2 separate regions of the Mus musculus genome follow, and region 1 is linked to region 2. Evidence: chromatin loops called from intact Hi-C (ENCODE). Cell type or tissue: left cerebral cortex. All regions are shown on one strand. Links, peaks and the distances in the headings refer to the core of each region. The heading gives the core; the rest is flanking DNA.

Region 1 (10,314 bases), core at 5,030-7,529, 800 kb before region 2:
CTGTAGTGAAACTCCCGGATCCAAATAAGCTATTCTGGTAGTTTAATCCACGCCAGATACATTCTGTCTTTAAAAACATTTACTTCAATTCAGAGTGTGCATTTGTTCTCTTGTACATTAAGAAGAAAAATCAACTTAGAACAAAAATACAGATTGGATACAAAAATACAGAATGCATGTTGGATTTGATTTTCTTGGCCATGTACCAACAGACTGTCTCAAAGTTGCATGGAAATGAAATAATGGTGATAGAATAATAAAAATGACAACAGCAATGACAAGGTAAATGACAAACGAATGGGTTTAATTCATAGTATCATTAGAAGTTGATGGTTAGATGACAGCTTACACCACAGTTTAGTATGTCTCCGGATACCTGAAAAAATGTGAACAGGCTTAACAAGCTTAACTAAGTTCAGTCTTGTTGGGTGGTTCTTTGTCTTGTGTTGGCTATTACAAAAGCAGATAAAAAACTAGTTTGTCTCCTTTCAAATGCAAGGGGAGTAGATTATGATTATGTGGGGGGGGGGGAGGAGCTCTACAGGGATTCTTTGATCAATTTGGATTTTTCTCCTAGTCCTATCATGTTATTACAGTAAATATTTTAGGAAGATGTAAAATAAATTTCTATATATAGTGTTTCATGTCATATGGAAAATCTATGTCATTTGCATAAACCATTGTCCTTTTCTTATTTTTCTAGTGTTTTTTTTTTTCTTTTTAATTACCAACCACTAAAGTTATAAAAGCTTTGGATAAAAGGAGTACAACCATAGTCTACCATCCATTTGATTTTTTTTCACAATAATTCTGTGATTTTTACAGAGCCAATGTAGAACTGAGTTCAGTCTGTATTTATTACTGAATTAAGTCTTTGGAATATTTTAGAATTACAAACTGCTTTCTTTGAACTATTCTCAGTGGATAAAGCTGACTGTAAAAACCACATTTAAAACTGTCAGATGCCACATGGTTTAAGATTTGCTAATGATAAACAACAGAATAAATCAATCATTGGACATATATCATCTTAAAACTGAAATATTTGCATTAAATCTGCTTTTTACTATCCAGGTCACATCTATAACTCCTGACAGCAACTATAATCATTTGACATATAGGTGCTCTGTACTCTTTCCTAGTACAAAATCTGGACCCATCATTTGCATTTTAAGTTGGCAGCCTATTATTTGGCCAATGTATTCAATTTCAAAGAGCATTTATTGAATCAACAGATGTAAAAAGTCTTTGATTAAATTAATGGGCATTGTATATTCATTGCCAAAAATATATTCTCGAGTAAAACATACACTATGATCATCGCTGACTATTCATAATTGTGCAATGAACCATCTTGTAGAATAAACAACCTTCATAGTTCTTATTTAGAGAAACTTTAAAACATTCAGTCTAGTAATTACATTGAATAATAGCTTAATTTAAATTGTAAAAGACCTCTAGGGTGTTATTTATTTCATTTCCACTGTGTGATAACTTTCACACAGAAAGAGGCTAAATATACTCATGAATCAATGTGGACAATACAGAATTAATATTGAAAGTAAATCTATTTTACTCTACATTTCTTCAAAACAATAAACTGAATACCATATTTCCATTTATTCCAGCCTCCACTGCACATGTACAGAGGCTCTTTTCTTGGCTCTTGTAACATAAAATTTGTATCTATAATAAAATGATTTTAATATGAATGCTGCCTTTAAAATAATTATATTTGATCAGGAAGGTTGATTCCATTTTTGTGGGTACCTGATATGTATATCAGTATATCATTTGGTACTCTTTCCTGTTGAATTACATATAACTTTTGTCTGGTGAGTTTGGTATCTCCAAATAACTTGCTATTCTTATAGTCACCACTTGAGAGAAGAGCATGGGATGTGGATCTAACCAATGGGTCCCCTTTGACTTCGGTGTCTGTTCAAAGATGGACCACTGTTAAGGATTGTGTGACTTCATTAAAACATTGTTAGCTTAAGCAACATGCAAATATTACCATGGCACTGATCATCCCTGAGACAGTCAACATTTTAATAACAGTAATGTTACTGTAGATAGTAGTATACACTACACATACAGAGTGGGAGGAGCTCATTCACTCGGTTGGGAATGAATGGTGTTGCAGTACTTTTGAAGGCAGTCTTGATGACCCTCATACAGCTTACATGCACTTACAATAAAATCACTGTTGTTTACCAACAGAGTTATAATTACTTTAGTCATAATTAACCAAACTCAGAAGTATTTAAGATAGCTTTTGTTTTTGTAAATTTTCTACTGCTTTAATAAAATAGCACAAAGAAGACAACATATAGTTAAACAAGACAGCATTTATTTGGGACATATAGATATCCCAATAAAAAGGCAACACATTCATTGAAGATGGTGGGAGAATTTTGAGCTTCAAAGTTCACCCATTAGTAACACAGCTGCCCTAGCAAAATATGCTACTAATGCAGGACCATGTGCTCCAACTTGTGAACCTATAGGAGGCAAACTCATTGTCAACAAGTGAATAAAAAGCCAAACTCATCCATCAGCAGGAGAGCATATTTCATCAAAAGAGTTGATCTATAGGACATGGATAGGACCAATTAGTACTTTCTGCTATGTTAAAGAAGGAAGTCTGGAAATGTCACTTATAGTTTGATTCCAAATGGGAAAATTTTGGAAAGATAAAAACCTCTTTAGAGTGTCTACAGCTATACCCACAAAAATGTCTCTAGCTGCAAAAAGATCAGGGTAAAGAAAGAAAGGTCAATCCATAGAATATAGAAGTTTTAGGGTGGTCAAACCAATCATTAAAATGATAGCTCCAAGACTCCATGTATTACTCCAATCTTATGCACTACACAAAAAAAAAAAGGGTGGCCACCAGTTTAAGTTACAGGCCCCTATTTAATAAATGAACATCAATTCTCATTTATCTACATTACAAATGTACCACAATCAGCCTGAATAACTAGAAGGGAATGATGGGGACCCTATATATTCTGTTCAGTTTCTGGTCTTAACTAAAATGTACACTAAATATAATTTCTATTAATTTACAAAATGATCAAATGAATTATAATTTTTTTAAATCTTAACTTTTTTATTACGTATTTTCCTCAATTACATTTCCAATGCTAGCCAAAAAGTCCCCCATATGCCCTCCCCCCCTACTCCCCTACCCACCCATTCCCACTTTTTGGCCCTGGCATTCCCCTGTACTGGGGCATATAAACTTTGTGTGTCCAATGGGCCTCTCTTTCCAGTGATGGCCAACTAGGCTATCTTTTGATACATATACAGCTAGAGTCAAGAGCTCCGGGGTACTGGTTAGTTCATAATGTTGTTGCACCTGCAGGGTTGCAGATCTCTTTAGCTCCTTGGATATTTTCTCTAGCTCCTCCATTGGGGGCCCTGTGATCCATCCAATAGCTGACTGTGAGCATCCACGTATGTGTTTGCTAGGTCCTGGCCTAGTCTCACAAGAGACAGCTATATCAGGGTCCTTTCAGCAAACGCTTGCTAGTGTATGCAATGGTGTCATCGTTTGGAGGCTAATTATGGGATGGATCCCTGGATATGGCAGTCTCTATATGGTCCATCCTTTTGTCTCAGCTCCAAACTTTGTCTCTGTTACACTTTCCATGGGTGATTGTTTCCAGTTCTAAGAAGGGTCAACGTGTCCACACTTTGGTCTTCATTCTTCTTCAGTTCCCAGATGCCCCTCAACAGAGGAATGGATACAAAAAAATGTGATACATTTACACAATGGAGTACTACTCAACTATTAAGAAGAATGAATCTATGAAATTCCTAGGCAAATGGTTGGACATTGGGGGCATCATCCTGAGTGAGGTAACACAATCACAAAAGAACTCAAATGATATGTACTCACTGATAAGTGGATATTATCCCAGAAACTTAGTATACCCGAGATATAAGATACAATTTGCAAAACACATGAAACTGAGGAAGAATTATAATTTTTGTGTTGTTTTGGATTGAAAGTCATATTAAATACTACTTTGGAGGTGCAATGTGGGGAAAAGCTGTCTATACAAAGAACAATGCAATGTAAACTGAGTGAATGACAGGAAGAGAGAGAGAGAGAGAGAGAGAGAGAGAGAGAGAGAGAGAGAGAGAGAGAGAGAGAGAGAGAGAGAAATGGAATCTCTCATCTTTTCTGGCTTCTGGAGAACAACTTAGCTTGGACTCAGGTCTATGCAAAACCTTTCATTTATAGTCCATGAAACCAATTTAGGCTGATCTGGTCTTTCTGCTACTTGATGGATTTACAGAGATTGATAGTGTGATTCTATTTATAGGGTATGGTTAAAAAATCATACACTATTTTTCAAGTGTGGAAGGGAACAATTTTCAAACAACACTGATAACAGAACCTGCAGAAATTCAGTTAAAGATAATGAAACACACTCTTAGGTGAGCAACGTTTTTAGTCTGGGTAATAGAAGTCCAAGATATCAACAGAATTTCCTCAGGAGCAACATCTGAATGGATTCAGACAACAACTGTCATATAAAGTGTATCTCATATATAAGTATGGAAGGAGAAAGTCTCTCATACTTAATGGCAAACTTCTCTATTTAATGAGCATCTTTTGAAGTGGATTTGTTTGTTTGTTTTAAACTCAGATGTTTGATGAAGACAAAACTTGAACATCACTATGTTTAAAACCTGGATAAGTCCTAGTGTAGGAATGAGCTCTGCTCACCTCCAAGAAAAACTTAAAAAAGAATAACCGCCAAGCAGAATTCAAGCACATGGAAATAATATAGAAATGGATTTATTAGAACTTTATACCAGATAAATTGACTGGGTCAGAATGGCCTGGTAACTTTTCCCACAGTAACAATCAGCATATGCTAAGGTAGGAAGGAGATAGACATCTGACAGAGCAATTTCTATGTTGTAATATAGCAAACAATAGGAGGTAGCATGCCTATACAGAGTATGTTACTAGGTCTATATATACAGTGTGTGTAGACGTGTACTTGATAGCAAAGGTCAAATGACACTTATTTTAGAAATTCCCCCTTTTCCCCCTTGCAGCAGAATGCTGGTCTTAGGAAGATAATCTCAGGGCACCTTTTAAAGTCACTGGTATATATATATTCTTTTATATTATGGAAAAAGCATGTAAGTGAGCAGTACTCCTGGAAGTCATTGAAGGATCTCACTGATGTCTAGCCACTTCTGATAATATGTCATCAGTTATCACAGATAGACACTTTCATCTTAATACTCCAACCACAAAAAGCCAAGAGGTCATCTTGGTCTGGTCAGAATCCAGGGTAGCATTTCCTATGGGTATGTATAGGTGGGCATACATACCACGTGTATTCAGCATATGCATGCATGTGTATGGTGCTGAGGATTGAATTTAGACTCTCACACATGCTACGTAAGTACTTTACAACTGACCTACATTCACAGGCCTGTTTATTTTACTTAATTTTTGAGTTTCTTTTGAGAAAGGGTCTCAGGAAGTTCCTCATCCTGAATTTATGATTCCCCCTTTCATAATTCTCAGGAGAAGTTATAATGACAGCACAGCCCTACCAGCAATGACTTCTAAGCTTTCTTGAAGTCACCATTTCTTGCCAAGTATTTCTTCTACTCAACTTGTGGCAATTTATTTATTACTTGTTTTTCAGACTCCTTCCTTTCTGACTTCCTGACGTTTTCAATTTCTGCTGGAAGACTGACATATGTCTGTGATAATGTAGCCATAGTGATGACACGTATAATAGTCTTTTATTGTTCTATCACACTGTACTTCTTAAAGACTTTGGAATATTGTAGTCCATTTTAGGAACTATGCATCACTTAAGGTTTAAAAAAATAATAACTGACTTCTCAAAGGTGACCTAAGGATGTCTGACTCAAATAACTGTCTTTTTAGCAGGTACATGGGCAATTCTGCCAACTGGGATTCCTGCTGCTAATGTGGTTTCCCATATTGTTGTGTGGGAAGCCATCGTGACATCAGCCCCTACACCACCGTTCAAATAGCAGCTCTCACACACACCTACTCTCTACAGATCATCACGGACAGCTTCCTTCTCTCCTATTTGTATAAAAAAGGGAAGCAGATGAACTGTGTTATTTGAGGGGGTGGAGATAAAAATTTACCAGCTATTTCTTGCAACACAGAAACCATGGAAAAGGTTTCCAGAAAGATTTGAAGCAGAAATGAACACTCTTGGACTCAGATCTTGCCTAAGCTGCTCTTCAGGCATGTCTTCCCTTCCATTTCTGAGTTCTGGCAAACGTGTCAAGGAAAGATGATTAATCCAGTTTCTGAAGAAGTGTTTGCAGTAATGAGAAACATGGAATGTGATTTGTGTGAGCATATTGAAGTGGGTTTGTGTGTGTGTGTCAACAGCATTGAAGATAAAGCTAAGTAAAGACAGTTAAAGATTTACTTGCTTTTTAATTAGTTATATTTAAGGATGGAAGTAGTTTGGAAAGTACAGAGCCTTCAGAGCATAGCTTTTGGTAGGCAGAGTTGGTTGAAAGCTTCTAGCAGAATCTGTTACTCAATGAACATCTTTGAATGGTTTTGAGCATGCTTGTTTACCATATGCCTAACAAACACTGCATTCTACTGTTAATTTCTCAACAAAACCTTGGCTTTTTACATAATCATTTGCAAGTTAAGATGGCCTTAAGAGTCCTATAAAATAACTGAAACGGTAACTTCTATTAATGACTACTAGTACAGGACACTGTTCACGTGTGTGCATTTACAATAATTTCTTTTTCTTTCTTTTAATTTTAATTAATTAATTTATTTGTTTTTTTGTTTTTCAAGACAGGGTTTCTCTTTGTAGCCCTGGCTGTCCTGGAACTCACTCTGTAGACCAGACTGGCTTTGAACTCAGAAATCCGACTACCTCCGCCTCGCAAATGCTGGGATTAAAGGCACGTGCCACCACTGCCTGGCTCTTTTTCTTTTAAAGACAGGTACTGTACTTCTCAATAGGTGAGCATGATGTCAGGTATTATTCAAAACAAAATATCTAAATAGAGAAATGGGCTCATGTCATAACTGAATGATGCACAGGTCGGCTCTCTCAAGGGAAACAGATACAGCCAGGGTGGGCATAAGTAAACCTAGACAAATCATAAGTAGGTATTGGGTGGGGAAAAGAACTAAAGCCCTGAGGGCCAGCAGAAAGAATGGAAACAGGCAACCTCCTGAGGTAAGAGGTTGGTGGTTCCCTCCAAAGTGTACCAGAAGCCTGGGAAGTGAGAGACTCTCAGGACTCAAAGGGAGAGACCTTAGACGAAATGCCCTACATTGGGGAGAGGGAACTTGTAGAGCCCACCTCCAGCAAAAAGACAGGGCATCAAGTGAGGGATGGGGTTTCCATTCCACTGTCAAAACTCAGACCCATAATTGTTCCGTCTGAAAGAATTATAGGGTTGGAAATGGAGAAGAGCCTGAGGAAAAGAAGTTCCAGTGGCCCAAAGTGGGATCCAGCTCAAGGGGAGGCCGCAAGGTCTGACACTATTACTGAGGCTATGGAGCGCTCACCTATCACGACTGCATTCCAAAAGACCCAACAAGCAGCTGAAAGAGTCAGATGCAGACATTTGCACCCAACCAATGGACAGAAGCTGCTGACCCCTGAAGTTGAATTAAGGAAAAACTGGAAGAAGCTGAGGAGGAGGGCGACACTGTAGGATGACCAGCAGTCTCAATTAACCTGGACCCCCCAAGATCTCTCAAACACTGGACCACCAATCAGGCAGCATACACCAGCTGATATGAGCCCCCCAACACATATACAGCAGAGGACTGCTAAGTCTGGGTTTAGTCAGAGAAAATACACCTAAACCTCAAGATACTGGAGGTCCAAGGAAGTTTAGAGGTCTGGTGGATGTGCAATAGTCGGAGGGTGTACTAGGAGAGGAATAAAATCTGGAATTTAAAATAAGTAAATATATAAATACAATTTTCAAAATCAAAGTTGAATGTCTTAAAAACTGTTTTTGAAAAGTTTCACGTGAGCAAAATTACATTTGGACAAATAAAAAATGGTGTGTGTGCTATTTATAGTACCTCCAGAATGTTTGTACTGTCTTAAAACTTGTGTGTTTTATGTATTCATCCCTCTATCCCCCGAAAGCCCTGTCAGCCAATGCCTGCTTTACTTCCTCAATAGTGTGAGATATTTTATTTAGCCAAATGACGAATCTCTTCTGGATAAAGGGGAAAACTAGTTTCTAGATTTTAAATGGAAGGTTAGTTTTGAATTGTTTTAAGTAGCCCAGGCTAAACTTGGAACTCATGGTCTTACAGCCTCATCCTCCTGAGTTCTGGTATTACAGATTTGTACCACCATACCCAGTTGGGAATTTTCATTTCAGAGATTTTTTTTCTTGTTTCAAGTGTCATATTGATATGTTCATTGCACTTTGAGCAATTTAGACAGTTTATTTTAAATTTGTGTGGTTCAGTTCATAAAAATCTAGCTGCAGCCTGATTAGGATTGAGGTGTCCAGCACACACACATAGGATTTTTTTCTCACATGAAGAATCTAGATTTTTGCTATAGCTGTCCTCACTCATAATCAGTGACACTAAGCTTATTGTATAATTCATAGACAGTAGAAATAGTTCTTAACAGAACCATCTATATTGATTAAGTATCCATCTAGTGAGTTATATCGAATTGCCCCAGTATGTGATAAGGCAAATCACATGATATGCAGAACAGACATAGAATATACTGGTTTGTTCTTATAGATTTCAGCAGATGGCACAGAACAGGCCCCATGTATAAGACCAACTCTTGATACATCATGTATCACACAGTTTTACCAGAAAATTACTAACTCTATGTACTCAAAATGTACCTAAGACAGGTGTGATGGAGTGAACAGGGTCAAAAGAGATGACTCAGTGGCTAAGAACACATACCGTTCATTCTTGCAAACATCTGAGTTCATTTTTTAGCACCTATGTTGAATATCTAACAAATGCCTATACCTCCAGTTCCAAGGATTTCTGAGCCCTCTGGTTTCTGTGGTAACTTGAATATACTTATTTGAGCCTGTGTGTGGCTCAAATAGAGATGCATAAGGAACAGGTAAGACTCATTTGCTTATCTGTGCTATGCCTATCAGCTCTGGGGTAGAAGCATTTGGGCTAAGACCTAGTTACTCCAGTTATTGGCTGAGTTAGTCACATAATGTTATTGTGTATGTACTTTCTGATCTGGACAATGGGAAATATACTACTACCCTCTTAAGGATGCATATGGCTTCATTTCTGATGAGATATAAGGCATGGAAGGTTCTAGAAATCACAGCCATCTCCATTATCTTATTCTCTTAAGTATAAACACTACATTCATGAATATATGGCCTACAATGGAGTTTTCTTTGTAATTCTTTTAGTCTTTCAGGAAGCCTACTGTACTCCATTGTGTTCTTTCTTCTCCATAACGAAAGCCTGAAAGATATTGCTATATACACCTAAATTTCATAGATCTAAATTATGTGTTTTTCCAAGGACCATGCTTAGGGTTTTAACTGTATAACATCCAGTAAAATCCATGAGAAAGAACTGAGTGTCTAAGTAATAAAATATATATATATACCTATAAAGGAATGAACAAGATATATTCCTCAGTACTGATTGGCCCAAGGTTCTCTATGAAGATCAGTTAAATTTTTATATTAACGGTCATGAAGAACATTCTTCATTGGAAAGGCTAAATCAACACTACAACAAGAAATGTAGATACATCGTTTACTGTTTTGAGAAGAATTCTTATGGAACCAACAATGGAGACTGTTTTCAGCCCAAAATGATTTTTGCACAAAAATGTAAAATAAACACACAGTCAATACAATATAATACAATACAATACAGTACAATACAATACAATATTTATGCCTGTAAAATACAAATTAGATACACGGTCATCGTTAACCAATGATGGTTACCTGCAAAGAGAAATGGGGAAAAAAAAACCTCGTCAATCTGTGTTTGTATATGGTGTGCATAGATTTACCGGCCACAAAAAATTATATTTAATTGATATGCATGATTATTTTCCCTGTGCTTTAAGAATATCGTATTCAGATGCAACAGAGACAAGGCAGACAACACGTATCCACATAAAAACAAGGACAGGAGTTTGGCTTTTTTTGTTTGCTTCTTTTAATGGAACCATGGGTTATATTCCAAAGCTGCCTATAACTATGTGTGATGTGAAGGAAATTAAACACTGGCACAGAGAAATACTACTGTATTGAATAGTAAGT
Region 2 (10,314 bases), core at 5,056-7,555:
TTTGGGGTGTTCAATTAGATTTCTCTTGCTCAAATTGCTATTACGTATGTCTCATTCTAAGTAATTTTAAAGAAGTAAACAATAAAATTTGAACAAAAATCGATTTTTGCTATGTCCTTGTAATTCTTTAAAATGTTCTATTGTTATTTCCAATAATTTGCATAGTTTCTAATGCATGTCATTGAAAAATATTTATAAATTTTAATAATTTATTTTAATTACAGATTTGAAAACACATAACTGCTTTAGGAAAATGCCATTGCAGCTCCCTTTAAAAATATAGATAACGAAAGCATGAGCCACTTTAAAGAATAATATTACCTTTATAATAGTAAATAATATCTGCAAAAATATTAGTAATTTTGGTGCTGTTATGTAAATGAGTCTATTGGAAATAAGGGAAGGAAAGATAAGAACTGTAAAATAGTAATCACTTTTAGATAATTTCTTTATGTATTCTCTGCTGCTATAATGAAATGCCTGAGGCTAGACTCTCTGTAAAGGAAAAAAAAACTGTTTATTGAGCTCATTTCTAGAAGCTGAAAAGTATGGCGCCAACTTCTGTTTGTCCTTGGTGACGCCTTCTTGTATCACACCATGGTGGCTTGCTTCAAGGTAGGAATATGTGAGAGGGATTTGAAAAGTGCTAGATTGCCGTGTGTTGTCTGATACTCAAGTGCCTTCTGAGCCTGTACTCCATGAGCTACTTGCTCTCCATCATCTCCATTTTTAAAGATTCAAACTCTTCAATATTGTCACAGTAGAAACTGAGATTTTCACTTCATGAAAATCTGGAGAAAATCTGGGACAGTTACAAAAACAAACGTTAAGCCAAAAACTTAGAGATAGCAAGGAACATGGACACAGATAAAAGGAGATTCAGCCAAGTCTCTCTAAGCTAATGAGGTTGAATGACATGCCTAGTAACCAGCAGGGAAGGTCTTTCTAGGCAGAAGATTTCACTATGAGATTCTTAACTGAAGAAAAGCAATACAACTTCCTTCCCCTAATAACTCAATGCTTTCCTCTGGTTAGAAACTGCTAAAACAGGATGGTCTCATTTCAATACGTGATAGCCTAAGAAAGTAGGCAACTGAGCTGGGTTGATGTAACTCATAAAAGTCAACAGGAGATGAAATAACTTACCTAAACTCTTTCCATTTTGGAATAGGATAATAATATAGTCACATTTTGTCCCCTATCAATAATACAGACACTATAACAACAGAACTATTATGAAACATTTAGAATATAAACAAGAGAATTTGAAACAACCATGGACCCTAAACAACTATTGAGAAGGAAAAGTTATAAAGAGCAGGTACCCACATTACAGGGGGAATCACAGTCCACAATCCCAGTGTTAGACCCTGGCAGAACCCAGGAACTCCACTCCATAAAACCCCCATGCAGTGATACTGAGGCAGTCTTTCCATTCAAAGAAGCTTCAAGAGACATGTTTATTCACACCTCGCCCAGAAGGAAAGCCACCATTCCTTGCTCTGAGTGTGAATCTCGAGGCTCTCACTTAAATCGCTCCAGTTTTGATAATCAGCACTCAGGAATACTATTCAAAGAAGAGCTCAATGGACAAATTAAAAGATGATAATGGCAACAGCATAGTTTACAGTGTGCAGTAAAAACAACTCTCAGAGAAAATTTTATAGTGATAGATACACAGAGAGAGCAAAGTGAGGGAAAGGAGAGGCAGGATCTCAAATAAACAGTGCAACTTTATATTTCAAAGCAACAAGCAGCAGCATCACAGACTGAGCGCAAAGTTTACCAAGGTGTAATTTAAACATTAAGTAAGGCTTAATGGTGTCTCAGCTGGTAAAGTTCTCCATGAACAGGACCTGAACTCCAGGACAAATGCCACTTCATACTTCGTAGACAAAGACGAGAGCATCTGGGCGGCAGGGATCAGGCAGACTAGATGGAATTAGGAGAAATAATAAAAATATTTTTTTAAAGAGTCCATGATCAGATGACCACACAGGTTATTATTTTGAATAATTCAATAATTAACAACAGTCATTTTTAAAAAGGCTTCTACAAGTAGAAATGAGAACATTATTAACCTCTTTTTGAAAAGTCAGCATCTGTCATACTAAAAATCATAAGGGCCTGAAAATAAATCTCTGCCTAATGTCCAAGATAAATACAGCAGAGCTGCTTCTTAAAAGATGCCAGTGCTTTCTGTTTAACAGCATGGCATATGCACTATAAATAATAACCTATTGGAAATTTCTCCTGAGAGACAGAAATATTTCAATATACATAAATCAACAAGTATATGATGCAAGATATTACCAGAATGAAGGACAAATGTAATTTGACAATCACCATAGGGGCAGAAAAAGTCTTTGTCAAGCACTCAATATACTTTTCTGATACCACCAAACAAAACTGTAACAATGGAAAGAAACTACTTCAGCATGGTAGAGGATACTTATGGCAACCTACCATTCCCAATAATATATCAAAAATTGCATATAAGTATCTAAGATCTAGTCCAAGGCTTAGGAGTCAATATGTAACACAGTACTCTAAGTCTTGGCATAAGAATTACTCCACAGACAGAAATAAAAGGTGTCCCAATGAGAAACTCTCACTACATATGACATGATCTTACACTGAGAATATCCTCAAAGCCCAACCTAAAAGAAGCCAAAACAGTCAGAGTAGCCAAAAGAGTTGCAATATATAAAACCAACATACAAAATTTGATTTATGTAGATAAACTGACAATGAACTTTCTTAAAAAGAAAGCAGACAATAAGCCTCTTAACAGCACCTGTGAGGGATGTACTTAGAAATAAGTTTATACTGTGTGGACTTCGGTGGAAGCTTATACAATACTTAGAGAAGACACTGACATGTGAAGATTATTTATCTTCAGGACTAGAGTAACTGATGATGTCATTGGATCCACATGATCCAACAAAATATGATAACTCTAGTGTCAAACTTACAGTGAATGACATGTTTAAACAGTTTCATATTCAGGCACATGATGCTATGAATGACCTAAAGTCTGGTGTGTGGGAAAGAGGCTATGGATCTGTGAAGAGCTGAGGAAGAGAGGAATATGATTAAAACATATATGAAACTTAAACTGCTCAGAAGGCAGAAAGAAAGTCTAAATTGGAGGTTTCCATTTGTTCCCTCCCCTTGGCGATCAGAAGAAGCCTGCAAAAGAGGGGGAGGAAGGACTGTAAGACTCAGAGGAGACTGAAGATAACAGGTGATCATGGTCCTCCGAATCAATTAAGCAGGACTCACATGGGCTCACAGAGACTGAAATGGCAAGCACAGGGTCCTCTATGTATATGTTATGGCCGTTAGCTTGATGATCTTGTGACACTCCTAACTGTGGGAACAGATGGATCTCTGATGCTTTTACCTGCTTATAAGATTGTTTTCCTTATATTTCTTCCTTATCCAGCCTTGGTAGGAGGGCTTTTGCTTTGTCTTTTTGTATTTTATTTTGTCCTGTTTGGCTGTTGCCTTTGGGAAGCCTGCTCATTTTGTGGAGTGGATATGTGGAAGAGGGAAGGTGGCAGGCATTGTTGGGAAAGGTGGAGTGGAGGGAGGGGAAACTGGTTAGGATGTATTGTATGAGAGAAGAATCTTTTTCAATTAAAATATCTCTCAAAGTGAAGGAAATATAGATTCTTATCTGTGAAACTTGTAGAAATTATAGATATGAGAAATGAAAAATACATGCAGTGCTATTACCAAATCTAACCATAGGTTTGTGGGAGGACAGGCCCTTGGGCCTGAGCATGTTTGATGCCCCAGTGTAGGGGAATGCCAGAGCCGGAGGACTGGAGTGGGTGGGTGGGTTGGGGGAGCACCCTCATAAAGGGAGGGTGTGGGGGGGGATAGGGGACTTCAGAAGAGGAGACCTGGAAAGGGAAAATATTTGAAATGTAAATAAAGAAAATATCCAATGAAAAAAGAAAAACTAAAAAGATTTAGGCAGACTCAGTGAATATCAAAATAGCAAATTAATATATTATACTATAATTCAATATAAATTAGAAATAAATAATACAATGAGAAATATCCATGTGTTGGAAAAATACTTTTAAGTAGTAAAATGGGAAAAGTTTACTTATAATTCAGATGACTGCAAATGACAGACACAGGCTTTCATAGAAGCACAGAACTCGTGCTTTTTTAACGTTTATGATTTTACAGTATGAGATCCACTTTTTGGAAAGGGATGTAAGGACTTCATTGTTTACTGATGAGCACTTTTGGACAAATCAAATGTTTTTAAAAATATTTTATTCAGCTATGAACACACGGCACGTATTTAGTGCTAGGCACCATCCCTTTGATAAGCTGGAATTTTAATTGAAAAGCATAAAACGCAATTCTTGTCTATTGACTAAAATGCATACTTTAATTATGTCAGAAGTACAAATTTTATTGACTAAAGCTGTAAGGTAAGATCCTATTTTGGGAAGAGGTCATTTTAAAATAAATTTCACGGTCACAAATTGTTCTAGGGGAAAACAAATTTTTGAGGCAAGAAAGAAATACTATATCATTGACTGCTCAAAACACTATAAAAGTGGAGTACATAGCAAACAGGATTCTGTTAGAAGAAAATGCGCAGGAAATCCCGAGCAATCCAAATGTGGACATTATACTTAGACACAGTAACTAGAAAGTAACATCAATGGACAGATTTTTTTAACTGGGGTAGGGATGGAAGCTGCTTCAGATGAGTTGGATATAAAGAAAGTAATGAAAGATTTTCCAAGCTAGTACCTAGTTTCTCTGAGAACATGTGTCAAGGGATAATGACAACACATTCTGTGGATGCGAGGATCAGCACTCCTGTCTCTGTGCCATGAACATGGATATGCTTGTTTTAGCCAAGCCATTTGTTATCAACAATGGCCACCCAATAACTTGGGAGCTATTTTAAATACTAAGCCACTACCATTATTGGTATTCTTAATTTGTAGTGAAAATGGCCTCTGGATGCCAGTATCTTAACCATCTTCCCAAAAGTAGGTTAGGTGAACCACAAGAAAAAAGAATTATCACCAAGAACCATTTATACTTCAGCAAAACAATAGTTTCCAGGATAGTATCCAGGATATGTTTGCTATTTTGGTATTTCCAGGAAGTCATGCTTGATTTTCAGAGTCCTAAGAGGCAAAATAAATAAATAAATAAATAAATAAATAAATAAATGAAGCAATTCTATCTCTGTAATAAATGATATATACTTCTTGTCAGTGTCATTGTTATAAAAAGATGTATGAAAATGTATTCTTGATAGCAGGCAAGGATATTTCCAACATGCTTTTGTCAGATCACAAATAAATAAAAAAGAAATTCTTATTGGTGATTCAAACTTTATATACTTATTACCTGACTTATAAAATATGTGAATTAAAATTCTAAATGATGAAACAATATTGCTAGGTCAAACTGGTGCTAATTCCCTGTATCTTTAAGACAAAGTAATTTTTTTTAATTAGGTACTTTCTTGATTTACATTTCTAATGCTATCCCAAAATTCCCCCACATCCTACCCCCCACTGCCCTACCCACCCTCTCCCACTTCTTGGCCCTGGTGTTCCCCTATACTGGGGCATATAAAGTTTGCAAGTCCAATGGGCCTCTCTTTCCAGTGATGGCTGACTAGGCCATCTTCTGATACATATGCTGCTAGAGACCCGAGCTCCGGGGGTACTGGGTAGTTCATATTGTTGTTCCACATATAGGGTTGCAGACCCCTTTAGCTCCTTGGATACTTTCTCTAACTCCTTCATTGGGGGCCCTGTGTTCCATCCAATAGCTGACTGTGAGCACCCACTTCTGTGTTTGCTAGTCACCGGCATAGTCTCACAAGGGACAGCTATATCAGGGTCCTTTCAGCAAAATTTTGCTGGTGTATGCAATGGTGTCACAGTTTGGAGGCTGATTATGGGACAAAGTAATTTTTAATACATTCATTTAGCATTTACTCTTCTGGGAATAAGACACCTCCAAAATAGCTTCCAGATTGTGTTAGGAAATTGTGAAATGATTTTAAAATAGACTTTCTCAGCTCATGTGAAAATTGCATACTAAAGTGGAAAAGGAGGTTAGTCAGTTCCAACTAAAAGCTGCTTTGGTTAGTCAATGAAACTGTGAAAGAGTCTCCCCACAACCCCCATCTCTTATTTAGTCAAAGGGTAATGTTTACTATGATACCATCTCTCTCCTCTGTCTGGAGCCCTCCTTACAGTGGGATGACTTGCATACCAGACATTACAGGGAGGATGACAGGGGATTATATTCCTCAAAGACACCAGCAATGAGGATAACTCTTATACATATTCATTAGATAGATGTTTCTTGAACTTGATCTATTTAAATAAAGCTTGCTCAAATAGAATGGCTTCTATTTGACGCCACACAACCTGAACATGTTCTCTGTGCTTGATGCTGGGGATAGAGTGAAGAGTAAGGTATGAGCAGTTATAATGTAGCTCTTAAACCAGCCCAACCTAGCAAATGTCTACAAAAACCAACAAATAAACCACTGCATCCTTAGCTCCTTGCTGAGAAGTGCGATGTCTATTTAATGTTATTCAGGCCCCTGTGCAAAGATATAATTAGAACATTTACATTTTAAGTTACAAATAATTAACAAGGACTTAAGGTAGACATTTATCAGACAAAAGGAAGATCCAAAGACTCTTCTAACGGAAGAAGCACTGAAAATGGTTGTATTTACTGCTTCCCTGGGCTACTTTTCCTGTTGGGACTATAAACTCTTCTGAGAAAGGCATGTTGAAGGGGGGAGGATTTATTTGGCTCACAAATCAAGGCACAGTGCACCATAAGTCCACCATAAGACCATCAAGAGCTTGTGACAGCTGGTCAATTGGTTTTGGCATCAAAAAGCAAAGTGGATACCTTCTGTTCAGTTAGCCTTCTGTGTATATATAGCCTAGGGAATGTGGTTATTATAATCACCATTATTATTGTGAGTCTACCCACCACAATTACCCTAGCATAGAAGAGTACTCACAGCATGTGTAAAGGGTTCCCTTCTTTTATCCAGTGAAGTTGATAATATTAACTATTATATTGCCTTTGACAATGTTTGAAAGAGGAGCAGAGAGACTTGTGGATAAGGGTTGCCATTTTGCCTCTCTGTGACATCACAAAGAGCTATTCTTATATTTCACAGACAACATTTTTGTTTTTTTTATTTTTGTAGGTAAGAAGTTCAAGTCTCATAGCAGCCTGGTATGTGATATGATCATTCCATGAAGAGGCTATGTTGCAAAGCCAGTCATTTTGTGGAGAGTGTAGGGTTATTGCTATGCATGAGAATCCACTTATGTGGAGCTGTATATAAAGAGAGATGCTTCTATCCTGACTCTTGCAGACAGTTCAATACTCATATTACCTGTAACTTCACATGCAAACCTCTGAAAAATATGCATTATAAAATCCACAAATATTACAATGTTAACAGGAAAAGTAAAAGTTGCATAGTTATATGTCCTATCTGAGCAATAAATTTTGTCTAGATGCATTAGATGTGCTAAGAAGAAGAAGAAGTAGATATCAAAGTTGGTTGATAGGTTAGGATGTCATAAACTTTTGTTCTTGCTGAATTACTCATATTTAAGACCCTACTTACACTCAATGTCTGACTATCTACAATGTAAAAAGTGTTAACACTGCGAACCTTTTATCAGTTTTTTTTTTCTTACTTCAGAACTTCAGACATTTGTGGAATCTGATGAAGGAACTCTCCTACTGCAATTTTCCAATTTACTCTAAGGTAACAGTAGTATAAATCACATTGAGTGATTCATATATTCAGACCACACTTATTTCTTAAAACAAAAGGAATTTGTTAAAAACTTGCCAACTGCAATATAAATGGAGTCTGGCTCCAGTTATGCAAACAATATTGCTAGGCCAAATGGGTTTTCAATAAGATAGATAACATGAAAATTATTCCTGTGTCCAGCCTATGGTAAATTTGTTTTAGATCCTCCTGAAAATACCAAAAATGTGAAAGTCTGCTGACACCTCCCAGCTGGTACACATTAAACAAGTTCTGGGAAGGAACTCACAAAAAAATAGAAAATAATGTTTAATGGCATCAGTAAGGAAGTAATATGAGAATATAAACTAGAGAAAATACATCCAGACTTTCATTCCTCAGTGCAAAGAAAAACCTGGCAATCTTCACACAGGACAGAGGAGAGTATTTATATCCTCCCAATGATCAGTGACAAAGAGACATTCTTCTCTTGTTTACTAAATGAGAGATTATTTTAAATTTTTATTTATTTAGTTTCTATTGTTGTGTTCAATGTGATGGGGTAGGGAAGGAACATGTACCATAGCTCATATAGAGAGATCATAGGACAACTCTGTAGAACTGGTTGTCCCCTCCCACATTTACACACTTACAATTATTTAACAATTTTGAAGAATTTTATACAAATTTAGTTAATGAGAATTAAATAATAATCTAATTTAAAAGCCAACAGACCATAACTTCATGTTCTTTACTAAGATGATACTAAAGTGAGATACCTAATAATAATTATAAATTATAAAAGGTTAAACTAGCTAGTTTTTGACTTACAGCAATTTTTATTATGAATTAATAAATACTGAATGAATAAGACTACATAAGCACAGGTATTTAATGAAAGAATAAACAAAAGGATAGCAGAGGAATAAATGATTTTCAAATGATTTTGAATAAATAATTACTTTAATCATATTATTGTGTCCATCAATATTAATGGCCAATAAAGACATGAGAAGGCCATATTATGATATTGTTTGTTTTGTTTGTTAAATTATTTTCAGCCTTAGAGCAACAAAATTTCATTTAGTTCTGTAAGTTTCATTTAGTTCTGTAATCAAAGGATAAAAGGTTTAAGAAGTGAAATTTTAGTACAAATGTTCCCTTTCTATACTATTTTCAAGATTGTATCTCATAAAATGCCGATATATATGCATATATATGCTAGCAACTTTTATGAATTTATACATATTCCATATAGATATGTCTAATTATTCATGATATATATATGTGTATATATGTATGGAAAGATAATATATATATATATTGTTTAACTGATGTTTCTCACTTCTTTCAGTTGATTTCAATATTATTTTATCTCATTTAAATCAGAAATTCAGTCTAGTTCAATAGCAGAACAAATTTTTCAGAAAACCAAATGAATAGGTAAATTATCCTAAACTACTTAAGATTTTCTCATCTGTAAGAAATAAGATTTCTAAAAAGTTGAGGTATAACTTAATTTATAAAACTTTCCTTATTTCCAGGAAGCCCAGAAGAATGAAGATTGATGAGGCAGGAATGGACAAAATCAATGTAAATCACACAAGCCTGCAGAGACACGGCCACCTGTCTATCATCTGTGGAGCTCTTTATACACTTACTTATTAAATTCAGTGTCTGCCATGACATTTGAGTCACCACAGAGCTCTGCAGCATGATGACCTGGCTTCCTTGGTTCATCCCTCTCTTTGGGCCCAGACTTTTAGCTGTGTATTTCTTTCTGTACTTCACACAGGTTAAAGTTCACTCCACCAGGCATGTCAGAATGGCCCCTTATGTCACTTTAACTCCTATGGTTTATGTATATGTGTGAGTATATATATATATATATATATATATATATATATATATATATATATATATACATATATACATATACATATACATATACATATACATATACATATATATATATATATACACACACACACATATACATACATACATACATGCATACATACATAGATACATGTGTGTGTGTGTGTGTGTGTTTGTGTGTGTGTGTGTGTGTGTGTGCTGTTTGACTGTAGAGGCCAGAAGAAAGTGTTGAATACTTTGCAATTGGAGTTACAGACTGATGTGAGCCCTGGTAGAGAGATTTGAGCATAGATCCTCTGGAAGAACAGCAGTGATCTAACTTCTAAGTCCTCTCTCCAGCTCCAGCATCATATATTAATCTCAAAGTCATTTATGTTTATAAAAAGGTTATTATTTGATTATTTGTACCATATTCTAATACATTACAAACCATACACAAGGTATTGTAAATGTGTTTATTAAATGAAACCTTAACAGTTGGTCAAGATAAGTGTGATTTGGTCAGAATATGACAAACAACCACTGGAAAAACAACAGAGGAAAAACAATGACCACACAGTATAATTGCTCATGTTAGGTACTGCAAGAGTCTATATGGTACTCCCCTCAACACACATATATACACAGTTTCTTTA

The links. Hi-C counts contacts between places; a loop is a spot of excess contacts. Peaks named below come from ENCODE experiments on the same cell type or tissue, not always from the same donor. Only the 100,000 strongest peaks of a DNase experiment are listed, where the experiment ranks them.
Region 1: it touches region 2 in a loop (13-fold over the local background); 4 of 42 quality-filtered maps call a loop at or near these places.

The regions. Positions count from the first base shown.
Region 1 is chr6:110,534,817-110,545,130 of GRCm38, reverse strand. No RefSeq gene overlaps it. Among named protein-coding and RNA genes, the nearest start is that of Gm20387, 110 kb to the left of the region's middle. In left cerebral cortex, for the core only: no CTCF peak of the experiment used is centred there; DNase peaks (open chromatin) are centred at 5,484, 5,585, 6,060 and 6,251; H3K27ac peaks cover 306 bases.
Region 2 is chr6:109,736,660-109,746,973 of GRCm38, reverse strand. Gm35467 (a long non-coding RNA gene) reads right to left here and starts at 7,162. Exons shown (of 3, transcript XR_869353.1): 1 at 7,049-7,162; 2 at 1,857-1,932. In left cerebral cortex, for the core only: no CTCF peak of the experiment used is centred there; a DNase peak (open chromatin) is centred at 6,097.